Linked DNA regions of Homo sapiens: region 2 is linked to region 1. The links are chromatin loops, found by intact Hi-C in ENCODE. Cell type or tissue: heart left ventricle. All regions are shown on one strand. Links, peaks and the distances in the headings refer to the core of each region. The heading gives the core; the rest is flanking DNA. Region 1 has its middle 31 kb from the start of ALS2CL. Region 2 overlaps PTH1R (parathyroid hormone 1 receptor).

What was found. Hi-C counts contacts between places; a loop is a spot of excess contacts. Peaks named below come from ENCODE experiments on the same cell type or tissue, not always from the same donor. Only the 100,000 strongest peaks of a DNase experiment are listed, where the experiment ranks them.
Region 2: a loop joins it to region 1, with 2.6 times the contacts of the local background. A loop is called at or near these places in 6 of 110 quality-filtered maps.

What each region holds. Positions count from the first base shown.
Region 1 is chr3:46,659,006-46,667,324 of GRCh38, reverse strand. No RefSeq gene overlaps it. Among named protein-coding and RNA genes, the nearest start is that of ALS2CL, 31 kb to the left of the region's middle. RefSeq lists enhancers at 4,309-4,954, 5,935-6,530. In heart left ventricle, for the core only: CTCF peaks have their summits at 3,490 (motif pointing left) and 6,570 (motif pointing right); DNase peaks (open chromatin) are centred at 104, 644, 3,504, 6,304 and 1 weaker place; H3K27ac peaks cover 4,059 bases.
Region 2 is chr3:46,890,843-46,899,161 of GRCh38, reverse strand. It overlaps PTH1R (parathyroid hormone 1 receptor), which reads right to left. Exons shown (of 16, transcript NM_000316.3): 4 at 5,153-5,255; 5 at 3,293-3,427; 6 at 1,197-1,307; 7 at 970-1,088; 8 at 690-784; 9 at 305-500. Among named protein-coding and RNA genes, the nearest start is that of PTH1R, 17 kb to the right of the region's middle. RefSeq lists a silencer at 1,226-1,295 and an enhancer at 8,248-8,319. In heart left ventricle, for the core only: CTCF peaks have their summits at 3,585, 3,784 (motif pointing right) and 6,650; DNase peaks (open chromatin) are centred at 171, 3,791, 5,821, 6,651 and 5 weaker places; H3K4me3 peaks cover 1,150 bases; H3K27ac peaks cover 651 bases; H3K27me3 peaks cover 1,017 bases.

The DNA of each region.
Region 1 (8,319 bases), core at 70-8,069:
AGCCCTGTTCCCTGTCTGGAGTATGGTCTGGAACAGCTGCCCCACAGTGGGAGCTGGCAGGCATCTGAGGGACCCGAGTGCTGACCAAGCCTCTGTTCATTCACACCACCCCCGAGGATGCTGGAGCCAGTGCGTGAGCAGGGTGCCCACTGTGCATGCCCCTTGCCTACTGCAGCTCCAGAGAAGGCTGGAGGGATGCTGAGGCCAGAGGGGTGACCAGGGGCTGCTGGAGAGGTGCTTAGTGTCACTGTGTGAGTGAAGCAGATGCTCACTAGTAGGGCCCTAAGGAGGGCCCCAGGACCTCAGCTGTCACTCTCCCAGAGGGACGGCTGACCACTGGGGCCCAGCAGGGGACAGGGGCTGCCCTCTTATGGGCACCTGGGAAAGGATAAGGCGAGGGTCTGGGTTAAAGTCAGTGTGAGGGATACAATTAGGGATTAGGGTTGAAGTCAGGGTCAGTGTCAAGTTAGATTTAGGGACTGGAGTGAGAATGAGGGTCAAGGTCAAGCTCAGATCGGGTCAGGGCTTTTCTGGTTGGCTTTGTCAAGGGTTGTACAGACACGTACTCTGGTGTTTACTCTTGCTGCGGGCGAGAACCTGGGATGGGGTCCAGGCTGCCAGGTCTTGGTCTCTCTGGGACCTTGGCCAAGTCCTTTTCCTAACTGGGTCCTGTTTGTTGTCTGTAAGCAAAGGAGCTGCCCAGACACCCTGTTCTGCCATGAGGAGCACCCTTTGCTGTGAAGGGCAGGCAAGAGATGCCGCTTGGGCTCTGGATGCACTGAAGAGGACCCACGTGCGGGCTAAGCACTTTATGGGCTTTATCTCAACTTCCTCATGACCAAAGCCCCAGGAGTCACAACCCAGGAAACCTAGGCCCTCAGGAGCAAGCAGAAACACACACTCTGTCCCCAATAAACAGGGGGCTGAGTAGCTATGATGGACTGGACCCACACGGCCTCATACCAGAGCCCAGGTGCCAGCTGGGTGACTGCACGACTCCAGCACTACCAGGTGCAGAGCTGGAGCCCAGGTGTTTGGCCACCTGTCCCTGTTCCTTGCCTTCAAGACAGGCAAGTTTCTCCCAAAGTGATCTTCTCATATGCCCCCTGGCTGAGGCCTGGCCCCTCATGTCCAAAAGTATTTGGGAGGAGGTGGAAATGAGGGAGTGCGGTCTAGTCATCAGGGTCAGGTGGAGGATGATAGGTCCAGTGGCTCATTAAATTCAGAGCAGTAGCTATGATCTGTGAAAAGCACACAAGAGAGTGTTTGGTTTGTTTGTTCGTTTGTTTTGGCAGTAGGGTACCAGCGATAATAAGATGAGGCCAAGGGAGGCCTCATCAGTGTCTGGAAAATTAATCATGTTTCATTGCTTTGGCGGGGGCTGTCTTGCCTCCAAAGTCAACAGTCCTCAGTTGAGGCTCTCTTGAGAGAATGGGTGTCCAGGAGTTAGACTGAGGGCAGTGGTAATGGTCTGGGACAAGGTGACCACAGCATTCTGAGACGACAGGTGGGCCAGGTGTCCTGCAGGCGAGAGCCAAAAGACGCTAATGGTCTGGCCTCTCTATGCCTCCGGGAGCCTAGGGTGTTCCTTCTCCTCCAGCAGAGCTGCTCCGCTTTTCGAAATCCTCACTATTCCTAACCCACAGTGTTCTTCTGGAGGTGATTACTATGTATCACCCCAGACGTGCGGGCTGCGCCAGCGGCACTCTTAGGAGTGATCACGCCTGAGATAATGATCATGATCATTATCATCAATATCCACAACTGCCCAGCGCTCGCACGCAGAGCCAGGAGGTAAGAGTGACCGGATTAGCATCTCCCACACCAACCCCCACCTTGCAGCCCACGGGTCAGTAGCCCGGGTTCCTCCATGCAGGGATGGAGGTGGGCAGAGAAGAGTGAGGAGGATGAATTATGCAGCAGGGTCTCTCACAGCCAGTGTGGGTCTTTTCTTATTCCCCCTCCCTACCTCATAACTAAATATTTTATTTAAATGAATGGTACCTTCCTGGAGAATTGCCACAATTAGAGTCCACTTATCTTTTCAGTTTTTTTTTTTTTAGTTCATCTTTTAAGTCACCTGCTGTCTGTGGGTGGTAGGCGACATGAAATGTCCCACACAGCAGCCCTCAGATAGCTGCCTATTGCTGGTTCTCTTGGCTATGAGGGCGGCATCATTGTCCGACTGGATGTGCTCCAGGAGTTCAGATATGCAGCAGTACATTTAGGACTTGTCAAGCAGCACGGCCCACGTTCCCCGCAGATGGGAATTGCTGCATCTACGGTCGTCAGCACCCAGTGGTGCTCCTGGCAGAAGGGGAAGGGGTCCGTGGAGTCTGTTTTCCAGGACTGGCCAGGTCAGTGTACTGGAGTGCACAGGTCGCTGTGTGCACTGGAGTCACTTTGTCCCTTGACTGTGGAGCTGGTACACTTGCAGGCTTGCTTGGCCTCATGTGCTGGCCTCACTAGGCTTTGACGTGGGCCCCAGTCCTGAGCTATGGACAGATGGCCAGGCCTCGTGTGATGGTGTATCCAGGTGGCTCTGATGCTTACCTGGGCTATGCAGAATTGGTCAGCTTATTGGTTTCACTGACGTTCACTGCCAAGGGGTCCTTTTCACTGGGTTTTCAGAGGCCCTGGGCCCTGTGCAATCTGAAGCCTAATGTTTGTCCCAACCAGGGTTGGGACTTGACATCCAGTTGTTCCATTGTCAAGTGCCAGACCACATGGTCAGCCCACTGGCTGTGAACTTTGGTGGGGGCTGTTTCCAGGGCAAGAACCATAGCCTGCACCACTGCCCCTGGCCAGACTTCTTTCTTCATATGCAGCTTTCATCAGTGTTTTCTGTGGGTCCTGTAGCTTGGCTGATCTGTCTGTGAATCAGGCCCAGGCCTCCTCAGGGACTGCGCTGTGGTGAAGTTCACAAGGAGCCTGAGGTGCTGGTGCAGACCCCAGGTCTGGGGTAGCTGCCCCTGGCGGGTGATTGCCACTTTTTCAGGCTGATGGGAGATTCCATTGATGCCTGGCTTCCTCCTTTCTTGGCTGTCCCCCTGTCATTTGATGACAGACATTTGCTGGGCAGTGTCCACTGTGTTGGTGTCTTTCCTCCAGACCCACCCTATAAGGGTCTGCCTGGGAGGAACCATGCATGGGGAGCTCTACCCTCAGTGTCTACCTACACCCAGCTGCAAGTCAGTAATTACCACTCGAGGGGGTGTGCTGGGCCCTGTCTGTCAAGTCACTGCTGTACTCAGAACACCAGGGGTCACCTTTGTTGACTGCCAGCATCCTGCTGCAACTGGCTCCAGGCTGAGTAATTGTCCGCCACGCACACTCATAATTTTCAAGGCTCTTCAGGACTAATTGGCTGGGGAGGGCAGTCCGCACAGCTGCTGGATGGTTTCCTTACGCACCTCTTCCTCTACAGCTCTTTAGTGCTGTGGCCCCTGCCCTCTTCTATTCTATGCTGCTTTACTGCCATCAAGTGGCTGGGCAGGTGAAGCCTGGTGGGCTCCCAGGTGTGTGCTTGTCCCACCGGCCACTGTCCTAACTGTGGCCCTTCCCCTGTGGGAGCAGACCTTGCAGTCAGGAGTCACAGCATCGGCTGATGTGCAGAGCTGCTCTCTCCTTCCAGGCCCCCGACCCAGCCTCCTCCTCTATTTCATCCTGTCTGGTTTTGTTTTTGTTTTCATTTTTACATCTCCCTGAGCCCAAGAACTCTCTGGACATCAGGAGGGGCAGCATTTGGTTGGCTGGTTTCAATTCTTCCTCTTGCTACTCAGCCTGCAAACATTCCTCAGGAGGTAGGACAGAGGGGTACCCTGTTCCCCTCCTCTCACCCTCCCTGGGTGACAGCATGCCTGGGCGATCCTGGGGTCTTCCACATCTCTTCATTTGGTCGGCCACGTGGGCCTCTTCTGTCTTCTCTCCAGAAAGGCATTGTACCCTTACTGGCCCCACGTTTGGGACCAATTTATCAAACTGTGAAGCAATTTCCAAGCGACAGCGTGGGTGGCTACATGACTGCAGCTGCTGGTGGATTTGGCGCACTTCCATGCATCCAGCCAGGGATGAGACAATGAGCCCACGTGGATTTAGACAGTTTATTATTTACAAGAACAGCAGAAGCAAAATGGGCAGGAGGTCAGCTCCCTTGTCCCTCATCCCACAGTCTGACTCTGACCCGGAGGGATCGGATGACAGTGTGAGCAGAGGGTCACTCAGCCATTTAGGAGCTGCCTCCATATTACAGCCAAACAATTTTGTAGCCTGCAGCTGAGAAAGACCTCTCAGTGGCTTCTCCCAAGTCTTAGCTCCCCTGGCTGCAGGAGGAATTGTAGGGCATTCAGCCGAGACACAGGTTGGACCGCAGCTGAGCCTTGCTTATGTGGCCTGCGTGGATACGCGCAAGATTCCCAGGGAGTCGTGCAGAGTCACAGACCATTCTCCACTCCGTTTCCTAATGGAGATCTGACACCCTCCCTCACCCATCTTCAGAGCTTCCCTTCATCCCTGGTCAGGCCCTGATTGAGAGTGCACCCCTCAGTGCTGAGCACTCTGATCTGGGATTCCTCCCTCCTCGTCCACACCTCTGTTCCATCAGCACCTCTGTCAGCCCGAAGGCAACATGGGTCTTGGGCACATCTGCTTCTCTCCGTGCCCATGCACACCCTTCTCCAGGCCCTGGTCCCCTCCCAGCTGGACACCTCCTGCCCCAGCCTCCTCCCTGGTCTTCCTGCTGCCTCTCCCGCCCCCATCCCAGCCAGGTGCCAACACTGCAGCCAGAGGCAGCTTCGTGAAATCAACCCTGCTGACATCCCTCCATGGCTTCCCAGTGCCTAGAATCAATCCAGCCTCTTTCTCTTGACTCACAGGCCCGGTCCCTGGGGTCGCCCTGGAATCCCTCTGCCAGCCCCTCATGACTCCTACCCCCTTTCCTCTCTGTGCTCTCGTCACTCTTGCCACCTGTCTTGATGCTCCTGGAGCCCCCTGAGCCTCTCCCACCTCATGGCCCTGCACTGGTGTCCTCCTCCTGGCCCTCACTCTCCCTGGAGCAGTCTCATTCTTGTCCTTCAGGTTCCAGGCTAAACAGTGCTTCCCACGAGAGGCTTCCCTGACCCGCGGTTTGCCGCCTCTGCCCTCTCCCTGTATCCTGTCATTGAGCACGTTTTGTCCTCACTGACACCCTCTCCTGGCTAAATCCCCCACTCCTTGCTGGACTGGGTGCCTGGGGAGGGCAGGGAGAGGCCTCCTCTGTCTTGGTCACTACTTCATCCCCAGGGCCTTGAACTGTGCTCTGCACAAGATCCATTAAGTGAATGAATCACAACAATGAGGCTGCAGCTCCCCAGCACCTTCTATGCCCTCCCCCTCCCCATCTAATCTAGTTTAGTGAATGGAACAGCGGGGGATTCAAGGCAGCTGTTGCTCCTCAGTGTGGCGCTAGTTGGGGAGTTAGAGGGAAGAGTTCAGTTTGACTCCAGGACAGGGCTTGAATAATTCAGAACACTGTTTTTTTTTCTTTTGCCACAGAGTCTCACTCTGCTGCCCAGGCTGAAGTGCAATGGCATGATCTCTACTCACTGCAACCTCTGCCTCCCAGGTTCAAGTGATTCTCCTGTCTCAGCCTCCCAAGTAGCTGGGATTACAGGCATGCACCACCTGGATAATTTTTGTATTTTTAGTAAAGACAGTGTTTCACCATGTTGACCAGGCTTGTCCTGAACTCCTGACCTCAAGTGATCCACCCACCTCAGCCTCCCAAAGTGCTGGGATTACAGGCATGAGCTACCACACCTGGCCCAGAACATTATTGATGACACCCCTGAGGCTGGGGAGCCATGACCCTGCCCCTTTAAGGACCCTGCTCCGAACTGAAACAGTAACACACATCCATGAGCTAGGACAGGGAAGAGAATGACAAGGACTCTAAACCACCCAGCAGTGAAATTTCCAATGGAAATAAGACCCACTGGGCCCCTCTGTGTTGGGGGTGGAGTGGGGGAGGGCAGCACTCCTGGAGACTCAGATCGGTTTTCAGGTTGTTTGCCCCAGCACTAAGCCGAGAAGTGAGCAAGGAGGGTTTGAAGCTTCAAGTCCACACCCAAGGTCTGCTCAGTGGGAAATCCTTCATCCCTGAACCCACCAGCAATTCCAGACCCAGGGGTGAAGGGAGGTGCAGGTGAGGGTGAGTATAACATGTGGCTTTTCCTGGAGGGCAGGGAACAGGAGTGGGAAGTCAGAGCTTGGGCAACGGGGACCGAGCTGCAGGGCCATGTGACCTAGTGCCCCAGGGGATTTGGCTGTCTTCCTTGGCTCCCGGAGCTCAGAGCAGTGCTGCAGCTCATGCCAGGGCATGTGAAGACAGAGCTAACTGGAGTGCATGGGGTGCCTTTGGGTGGAGGTTGCTGATGGCTGGGACAGATGCACCCTGCCCACTGTCTCCTCTGGGGACAGTGACATCTTTCCCTGCTCTGATAGCTTGAAAGGACCTGCATGGCTGAGCTGCCCAGGGGAGCATTGAGGTGCTTCCTCTGTGTCCTGAGGAGCCAGGTGCTCTCTGCACCCCCAGCTGCTGGAGCCCAGAGGGTGGCAGCCTGGAGCTGGGGCAGCGGTGCCTGGTGCAGTGAGGACTCGGTCTGTGTGGCCTGGTTAGCACAGGACCATGAGGAAGGGGTGAGGACCATCAATAAGAGGCCATCTCCAAGGCCTGCCTTCAGAGGCAAGCTCTTCTCTCCCACACAATTGCTTTGATCCTCGTGGGAAATGTGGTGGACCCTTTTAAGGGGCGGCAGAGAGCACTGGAGGAGAGAGAAAGGGGCCAGCAGGCACATGGGAGATACCTTGACCTCAGGGAACCACTGTTTCAAACCAGAAAGGATCTTTTATACCTTGCTGTCATGCAGCCAAACCAGGCGGACATACGAGCAAGCAGGTGCACCCACGCATCTGTACATGAGCAGTGCGGACAAGTGGCTGCAGGAGGCCCCCGGCCTGTCTCAGGCACTAGCACAGGACTATTCATCACTGGTTCCTGCATTTCTTTCAGGTTTGGCCAAGGCATCCCCAGGGACAAGCACGGATGACAGCAGGTGAGCTGAAATCAACCTGTGCTTACACAGTGAGTCTTGCCAGTGCCTCTGAGGAAAGATGACCTTGGGGAAGTGAGTGGTCATTGGTTTCCTGTGTGCCCGGTCCTTCTGGAGAAAGAGTCTGCAAAACATGCCTAGTCTGTGTGGTCACAGCAGGAAGAGGGCAGAGGTGGGGGCCCTGTCTTAGCAGACAGCACCATGAAACTGGATCTTGAAGAATGAATTTGCCAGAGGGAGGAATGGCTTGCCTGGCAGGGGGGAAGGCAGAGTCAAAGGCCCAGAGGTAGAAGGGCATGACTTTCCAGAATGCAGAGAGCTGGGAAATGAGTTGCAGGGAGGTCAGGCAAACCCCAAGTGAGAAAGACTTTCAAAACCTGCAGGGGCATTTCCCCATATCCCCTAATGTTCAGCCTCTCAGTATTTTTTTTTCTGCCCTGGTGGTGGCTTTCAAACATATCCACCAATTCTTCCACACTCTCCCCATCAAGACACAGAGGCCACGAACCTCACCTTAAACCACAGCCCTTAATGATTACAGCAGGAGAGAGCCGAGTGCCTTCTGAGGCTGCTTATAGAAAGCCACATAGGTCCTGCCAGTTCTCCTGGGATCCTTGTTCTGGGAGCCTTTAACCATCATGCTGGGAGTCTGGCAGCCCTGAGCTGCTGTGTGGGGACGCCTCAGAGAGAGAGACCCAATAGGCCCAGCCTATCCAGCATCCAGTGCCTGGAGTCTTACCAGCCCAGACACTGGGCGCGTGAGTGAGGACACTCGCGTGTGACTGCAGCCTCCATGGACTGGAACCTTAGAGATGCCCCCAGGCAACAGCTGCCTAGCAGCCCAGTCAGCCCCAGATTCCTGAGCAAAATAAACCTCGGCTATTGTTTCAAGCCATTGTTTTGGGATGGCTTTTTAGTGCAGCACTAGGTAAACGGAACAGTCCTTGCCAAACCTACTATTCATCATTTAACTTTTAGAGTTTTTCTATACTTCTACTTAAAAATGGGAATCTGTTAAAATGGGAAACTTCATATCCCTGTGTACGTGGAAATCCAGCATCAATGACCGTAAACGGAAGACAATTCTATAAACACAGAGGAAAAAAATGCATGTGTTTGGTTTCTACACAGATGCTGCTGTCTCTTGGGGCCTGCACCTCGGCAGAGGCTGATTCCAGCTTGCAGTTCTCCGCCACTTGCAGGTGCGGCATTGAAATCATTCCTTGGTATT
Region 2 (8,319 bases), core at 152-8,151, 230 kb before region 1:
CTCTCAGGGGGATGCGGTGTCAGGGGCAGGAGGCAAAGTGAAGAGGTAGAGTGGCTAGAGGGTACTGGGTTGAGGTAGGAGCCTTGATGGCAGCGCGGGGCGTGTGGGACACTCGGAGCCCTTGGCAGCAGGGTCGGCGGCAGAGCTGAGGGTTGCGAGGGACCCTATAAGACGGGTTTGAGTGGCTGAAGCCAGTGGCGCTGGCAGGAGGCGGGCAGGGCGAGGGCCGGGCTGGAGCGGGGCGGGGCGGGGCCCCACGAGGCCAGTGGCGGCACCGGGAGCGGGCGGGCAGAGGGGTACTCACGTAGCCGGCAGCGGCGGTGGCAGGCGGCGGGGGCGCCTGGGCGATGGCGCGCAGCTCCTCCTCGGTGAGGCGCTCAGCCTCATCAAGCGTGGCGCCAGAGTAGAGCACAGCGTCCTTGACGAAGATGCTCACGGCGCGCAGCATGAAGGACAGGAACAGGTGCATGTGGATGTAGTTGCGCGTGCAGTGCAGCCGCCTGCGGGGCGCGCGACATGACCGTGGGTGGGGGCACGGGGACGCGCGGTGGGTGGACAGGAAGCTGGGTTGTGCGCCGTAGGTAGGGACACCCGCCGGGGGTGATGGGTGCAGGGAGGGGGTCGCATCAGACCTCGGCCACCGCCCCCCCTCCACCATGTCCCGCCGCCTCTCGCCCCGCCCCGCCCACCTAAAGTAGGCCAGGATGAGCACAGCTACGGTGAGGGACGCCAGGGACACGGAGTAGCCCACGGTGTAAATCATGCCCAGGCGGTCAAACACCTCCTGTGCGGGGCGGGGGGAGACACAGTCAGAGCCCTGGGACCCAGGGAGAGCATCAGGGTAAGAGCAAGAGGCCAGGGTAAGGTTGCTGGAGGAGTCAAGGTCAGGGGTCAGGGCTGGGTCAGGGGTCACCCGTGGGGTGGGAGTGAATTTATCCTGGTCAGGTTGGGGAGGAGAAAGGCTCGCACCCGTTCACGAGTCTCATTGGTGAGAAATTTGACACACTCGCTGTAGTTGGCCCACGTCCTGTTGTGCCCAGGCACCAGCTCCCAGCTGCCATTGCGGTCACAGCGTCGGTAGGCATGGCCTGCAGGTCCATGGGAGGTCAGGGCCGGCAGGGAGGTCTCGAGGCACTGAACCCCTAGCTCCAAGTCTCAGCCTCCTTGTAATCCCCACCCCTTCCAGCAGGCCTCACCTTTGTGATTGAAGTCATAAATGTAGTCCGGACAGGGCACAGCCACCACCTCACCTGGTGCCCCCAGCGGCCAGCACAGGATGTGGTCCCATTCCGGCAGACAGGGGCGCCCTGTGCCCAGAGACAGACAGGGTAGGGGATACCAAGGGAGAGTCAAGGCCATGATTAGTGACCCAGAAGGATGAATACATCTGTGGTTTGTTTGTTTTTGTTTTTGTTTTGTTTTGTTTTTTTGAGACGGAGTTTCGCTTTTGTTGCTCAGGCTGGAGGGCAATGGCGTGATCTCAGCTCACTGCAACCTCCGCCTCCCAGGTTCAAGCGATTCTCCTGCCTCAGCCTCCCGAGTAGCTGGGATTACAGGCATGCGCCACCATGCCTGGCTAATTTTGTATTTTTAGTAGAGATGGGGTTTCTCCATGTTGGTCAGGCTGGTCTCAAACTCCTGACCTCAGGTGATCTGCCTGCCTCGGCCTCCCAAAGTGCTGGGATTACAGGCATGAGCCACTGCACCCGGCCCATCAGTGGTTGTTGGTTCCTGCAGGGACAGGTGTGCCCCAAGCAGGAAAATTCAGGCTTTGGAGCACTCTGGAGAAAATGTATTTCTGTGGGCTGTACCCACCTCATAGAATTTACTATGGCCTCTGCGATACAGGTACTGGCACTGGCCCCATTTTCCAGATGGGCTGACAGAGGCCAAGAGAGGTAGGCAACTTGCTGAGGTCATACAACACAGGGCCCTGTCCTCTTCAAGTGCTCAGCCCCAGGCCAGGCCTCTCGCCTTTCTCTCTGCTCTTGGAACCACCTTCCAGGTGTCTCTGAAGAAGGGCAAGTACCCAGACTAACTCTCCCTCAGCTGGGAGGCTCCCTGTGTGCCCCTTCCCCTGGGATCATGGACAGGAGGCAGGAGGTCTGGTTTCTAGTGCCAGCTGGACTCCAAGGAGCTGCTGACCTCACGCAGGTGTCCCAAGTCTTTCTATTTCCATTTCCTCATTGGGAAGTTGGGATTAACCACATTGGCCCATGCTTCTACCACCACTCAATGCCTGCCCTGAGTACCTGCTGTGAGACTCCCACGGCCACTGCTGGGGGAGATCGATTCCCCAAATCTAAGTGCTAATGGTGGGATTCAAAGTAGGGTGACATCCCACTTTGGAGCCCCAGCCTCACTGCAGGGAGGCTAAGTGACCTTGGAGGGTCCCCAGCCTCTGTATCTTCCACATTCCACTCCCAGCTTGCAGCCCCCTTCTCTCCCTCTGTAGGGCTCCAACCACAGGACTCTCCAGCCACCCTGGAAGGCTGCCTTGATGGCTGGACCCGCCCTGGCTTGGTGAAAGGCTCTCTGTCCTGGGCGCCATATTCCCAGCCCCACCCAGCCAGGCCCACAATTCCCTCTGGTCCCCAGGGAGCCACAGGGTGACCACAGCCTCCCAGATGTGGCCCATCTGGAATCTGCTGCCCACCCGGCCGGCTGAAACCGGCCCTGTGGCCAAAGCCTGGGCTCTGTCTGCCTTTCCTCATCTGCTTCCCTCCCTTCTCTTCTCCCCTCCTTGTCCCACTGCCTCTGGCCCCACCCTCTGCCACTGCCCTCCTCTCCTTCTCTATTTCTGTGGCCCTATCCACTATGTGTCCCCATGTACCTCCTCTGACACACTGAGCCCAGACTTCAGTGTGTGCCTCCTGGTCCCCTCTATCTCTGTGACTGTCTCTCCCTGCCTCTGTTGATCTCTGTCTCCATGCCTCTCCCCGTCTTTCTCTGTCACTATCTGTCTGTCTTTGTGTATCTCTCCCTGCCTCTCTGTCCCCCAGGGTTCTCTGTCATCTCTCTTTCTCTCCATGGGTGGGACCGTAGCCCTGGGTCCACTCTTGGTGTGGTGCTGGAGAGTTCTCTGTTCATCTCTTTCTGAGGCCTGAGCCATCTAGCTCCCCTTCCTTCCCACTACACTCTGTCTTCTCCCAGCCCCTTGCCTGGGGATGTGGCTGCAGCCTTTTACTTTCTATAAGAGCCAAGAAGCATGAGCTCACATCAGAGGGACAGTGCAATGGGGGTGGGTGGATCCAAGCCCATGCCAGCTGGATGCATGGAAGCAGAGACGTACCTCGGTACCTGCTGCCAGTGGGTGCCTCCTTGTCCTCCTCAGACTCAGGGTAGAGCTTCCCAGATGCCTTATCTTTCCTGGGCTTCCCTGATGTGGACGCAGATGTCCATCCCTTGTCTGATTCCATTATGCTGGCTGGAGAAACCAGGGTGGTAATGATGGCTGTCAGCTGTGCTACAACAGGAGACCCAGGGTACTCTTTGGCCTCAGACTCCCCCTTTGTACAATGGGGGGGTTGTCTCCTGCCCTGGTGACACCTAGGCTGTTGGGAGATCTGAGACGATGGGTGAGGAGGTGTTTAACAAAGTGTAAAGTGCTTGCCAGGTGAAGTAATAAGAGGAGGTGGAGATTGTCCCCCAGGGTTGGAATGGGAGTGCAGGATCAGCTAGTGGGGTGAGCACTAAACTGGGCAAGACAGAGCAGAGGTGGTATCCTCCCACCCAGGAGTCAGGAGTGGGTGGGGGCCAAGGCCACGCAGCAGTGAAGGCCCCACCAGGGGGCGCACGGTGAAAGCAGACAGAGTGGGTGATGTCAATGGACAGGTTACATAGCGAAAATTAAGTCTGGCCTGAGTGCTGTGCAGGTAAAGAAGCTGGTGGTGAGAAGACAAGAGCAAGGTGGTACAGTCAAGAGTGGACAGAGAAGACCACCCCATCCCCTGCCCTGGATCCTCAAGTATGTGGTTCACAGCTTCCACAGTGGCCGTTGAGATGCCTAATCTGAGATGGAGCCTGGCCTCTCTTCTCATTGGAGAGATGCTGGACGTTTTTTTTTTTTGTTTGTTTGTTTTTTTTGTTTTTTTTTTTGAGACAAGGTCTCCCTCTATCGCCCAGCCTGGAGTGCAGTGACATGATCACAAATTACTGCAGCCTCAAATTCCTGTGCTCAAGTGATCCTCCCACCTTAGCCTCCCCTATAGCTGGGACTACAGGTGTGCACCACCATACCTCGCTAATTTTTAAATTTTTTTTTTAGAGATGGGGTCTCACTATGTTGCCCAGGCTGGAGAGGTCTTTCTTCCTAGCCACAAAGTCTTCCTCATTTTCTGACTTGTATTCCTTCAGCCACCGCCCAAGCTAGGCCCCCCTGGTCCTTACATGTCGGGTCTGTGGCAATGATGGGAAGCTGAGTCCAAGCAGCCTGGACTGGGATGAGAATGACTGTGCTCATTTTCCTGCCTCCACCCTCGGGCCTCAGTGTGGGGATGTGGGTAGCAGGGTGGGGTACAGTAGGAAGCGAGAGGCTCCATGGTGGATGATGAGGGGCAAAGAGAGGCTCCTCCAGGCTTTCACAATTAAGAAGAGGGGCTGGGTTCAGGACCCAGAATGAGGGGGCCCATCTGACCCCCCAGATCTCGATGTGACTGGGAGCCACTGTTGGGGCTGGCATCGGTGGGGCTGTGACTGCAGAGACCATGTGAGTCTCTGTGAGTGTGAGCAAAATCTGTGTGCCACAGAGTGTGTTTGTCATTGTGTGCTTGTGTTCTGGGCGATCACCAGCCTCAACCCCTGCAGAACCCTAAGGGCTTGTCAGGGGAGGAAGCGGCTCCTCTCCTTCAGTCAGTTGGGGTCTGGGCCTCTTCAGTTGATGAGATTAACCCGACAGCTATCAGTCTGAGTGCTGGTTGTGGGCAACACAGGGACCTGAGCTCGAGACTTAGGACAAGCCATGGATGCCCGAGCCTGCTGACTCCACTCTTGCACCACGCACCCCACTTTGGTTCTCACTTTGGCCTGGCCCCCTTTACCTAAGTCCGCCCCCACAGAGAGCCTTCACCTGGCTCTGTATCCTGGGTCCCGCCCTTGACTGGCCCCTCCCTCACCTGACCTCATCCCCAGACCCTCTTCCTTTGACCCCCACCTGGCCTCTGCAGGACCTCCTTGAGCCGTTTTTCGCACTGGGCCTGAGCACGGTGCAGCAGGAAGATCTGTTCCTCTTTAGTCATGACGTCATCTGCATCCACCTGCCAAGCCGAAGGTCAGACCACAGGCAGGACTTTCCGGCGCAGCAGCAGGTCCCAGAGACATCCCAATTTCCCAGAGGGACTACCCCCTTTCAAAAGGCCCTGACTCTAGAGGGAAGGTGGGATTTCCCCTGCATGTGGGGAATCTGCTCTATGGAGCTCACACCTTACAGATGGGAAGCTGTGGCTCTGAGGGGTAGGGCCTGCCTGATCGAAGGGAAAAAGCAGGGGCTCTCTCCTGCCTGCCCGCCAGTAACCCTGTAGGCTGCAGTCACTGATATTCTCTGTCCAGTCCTTTCCCCAGGGGTACATGGGACTGGAATGGAATGTCCCAGGATGGATCCACACAGGATCCTGGCTGCCTGCTGGGGACATGAGTCGGGGGCAGGGGGTGGATAAGGAGTGGTGAACTGTGGGGAGACAAACCCAGCCTGGAGTCCTTCAAGTCCTGGCACCCTGGGGGGTCTTGGGAGTCACCAGTTTCCATCTTGGCCCAGCTCCCCAGTCAATGCTGTCCCCAGTGAACGGTGAGTGCCTCAATGCCTCCCCTCCTTACAATCCCAAGAGAGAGAAAGAGAGGATGGAGGAACTGTTGGCATGCGGCCTGGGTTGGGCTGGGCACTCTGGTGCTGGCTGGGGGTGGGAGTCCCTCTCATTCCACTGCTTATCTGGGAGCTCCCTCCATCCAGACTCGGAGTTCTGATGACACTCAGGCCCTCACTCCTGCTGTTCTCTGCCTGGAATGTCCTTTCCCTTCCCTCCAACCTGCACACCCTGGGCCCTGGCTGCCACCCACCGGGACTCACTGGCCTCATTATAAGAAAGGAAATGAAATATCATGCGGGTGGAGGCTCACCCAGAGCAGGTGGCTGCTGAGGGGTCTCAGCCTCTGTCCTCTGACTTGGGAGCAGCCTGGTGTGCCTAGCCCAGCCATTCCCGTGAATGTGACCCGCAGAGGTTAAGGCGGTCTCTGAAACCTCCCCAGGGCGGGGCTGTGAAGCCCTCAGCCCCATCCCTCTTAATTCAGGGTCGTGTTTCCTCAGACCCCTGGGCAGGGGTATGTCCCCTGAGACGACCCCCTCCATCCCTACCCCAGAAGGCTACGTCTCCTCAGCTCCGCGGCAGAGCTGCATCCTTCAGACGCGCCAAGGCGGGGCCGGGGCCCTGCAGTCCGAGCATGGCTGTGAAGGGCGGGAGGACCCAGAGGAGGCAGGGGAGGAAGAAGGCGGGTCGGGCATGGGGCGGGCACCGGCGAGAGGGGCGGGCAGGCCGGGTCAGAGAGCCTGGCTGCAGGGAGAAGTTAATTGACCGCGTCTCTTGGCGGCAGCAGCGAGGGCTTCCAGGGCCAAGGAGTCTCCAATTGGCTCGGCCGGCCTTGGGTTCTGCTGGTTCCACTTAGCGGAGCCGCGTGCGCGTCCCTGTGCGTGCGCGCGCGAGTGGCAGCGCATTCTCGAGTGGCCGGCGCGTGCACTTGTGTGTGCCCGTCCGTGCGCGTTCTCACATGGAGACTGTCCAGCCTGTCAGTATGGGACGCGAGCCGGACGTGTTTGTGAGCATGCACGTGCACATGTATTTCTGGGCATAGGGCGGCGTGTGTGCGTCTGTGAGTGAGGCGGCAGCTCCTTAGCCTTTGCGTCTGTGGGTGGCCCGTGCTTCTGGTGTCTCTGGGGGCTGAGGTGGACCCTGAGATCTCCGCTGGTACTATGGACCCCAGGAAGGGCTGGAGCAGATCCTCACGTGCTGGCGGCTGGCCTAAGCTCCTCTATCCTAGTCTCTTTGCTTCCCCAGCTATGGCTGAGCTGGCTGGGGCAGAGGTAGACACAGAATGATGGGATGGCTTAAGGGAGGACAAGTTGGACTTGCCAGGATCCAGGGGCCTCCAAGACTAACCTGAAGCTCTCCCTGTGCCTCTGACATGGGGGATCCATGCTGGTGAGGGGGCTGATCCCTGTCCACCTCACTCCATTTACAGCACCCATTAACTACCATTTCCATCGTTGCTGCTAGTACCTCCATCAATAACCATCATTACTGTCACTAACACCAACACCAGCATCACCAGTCCCTCCCAGTACTACCACCACCACCACTGGCATCACCGTTACCACCATGAGCACTACTGTAACCATCCATATAACCACCATCACCACCATCTGCACCATCACAACTGGTACATCACCAGCACCAGCACCACTGCCACCACCTCCAGCATCACCAAGGCAACATTAGCACCATCAGCAATACTGCCACCTGCCCAACAACTACCATCTACACTGCCTTTGCCATCTTGTTGTCTTACCCCCTCCCCACTATCCTTCTTCTTCTGCCACCTCCACCCCTCTCAAGACAAACCCATTGTGCTGTATTTTCTCCAGCTGATGGAGAGCTCTGGAGTGACTGACGGAGGCTCCCACACATCCTTAGAGACTTGCTGACTCCCTGGGCCTCCCAACAGACAGACCAGCCTACTGATATGACTGGGGGTCACCCCTGATGGCCTAGACTGCAGGCAGGCAGTCATGGGTTGAAAACTGAGTGGCCATTGGGCAGCCTGACCACCGAAAGCTGACCAACACACCCCTCACTGGCTCAAGGAATTGGCTCAGCCTCTACCTCCAGCTGTTGGCTTCACCTTCTCCATGGCCAGGAGGAGGCACACCCCTTTTTCTGGAGTTGGGATGTTCAGGAGAGGGAAAGATATGTGCTTCCAGCACGCATGACTCCCACACTCCTTCATTCATCCATAGGGGTGGTGGCCCCACCTCTGGCCTCCCTGAACTTTAGGACCTATTTATCTGTTAGCACAGCCATTGCAACAAGAATAACTCATGTTAAAGTTAAGGAAGCACTTTCCCAAGAAGAGGAGGACAACCCCACACCAAGTGCGCTACCCCTCCAAACGTTAGCTCACAGCTCCGTGCCTGGAATGCCCCCACTCCTGTTCACTCCTCCCTCCAGCTGTGCCCTCCTCTTCAAGGAGATTCTGCCACCAGCCCCACAATGTGAATCCCACCTCCACCCTTGACTAGCTTCGTGTCTGAGAAAGTTGCTTAACCCGTGTGCC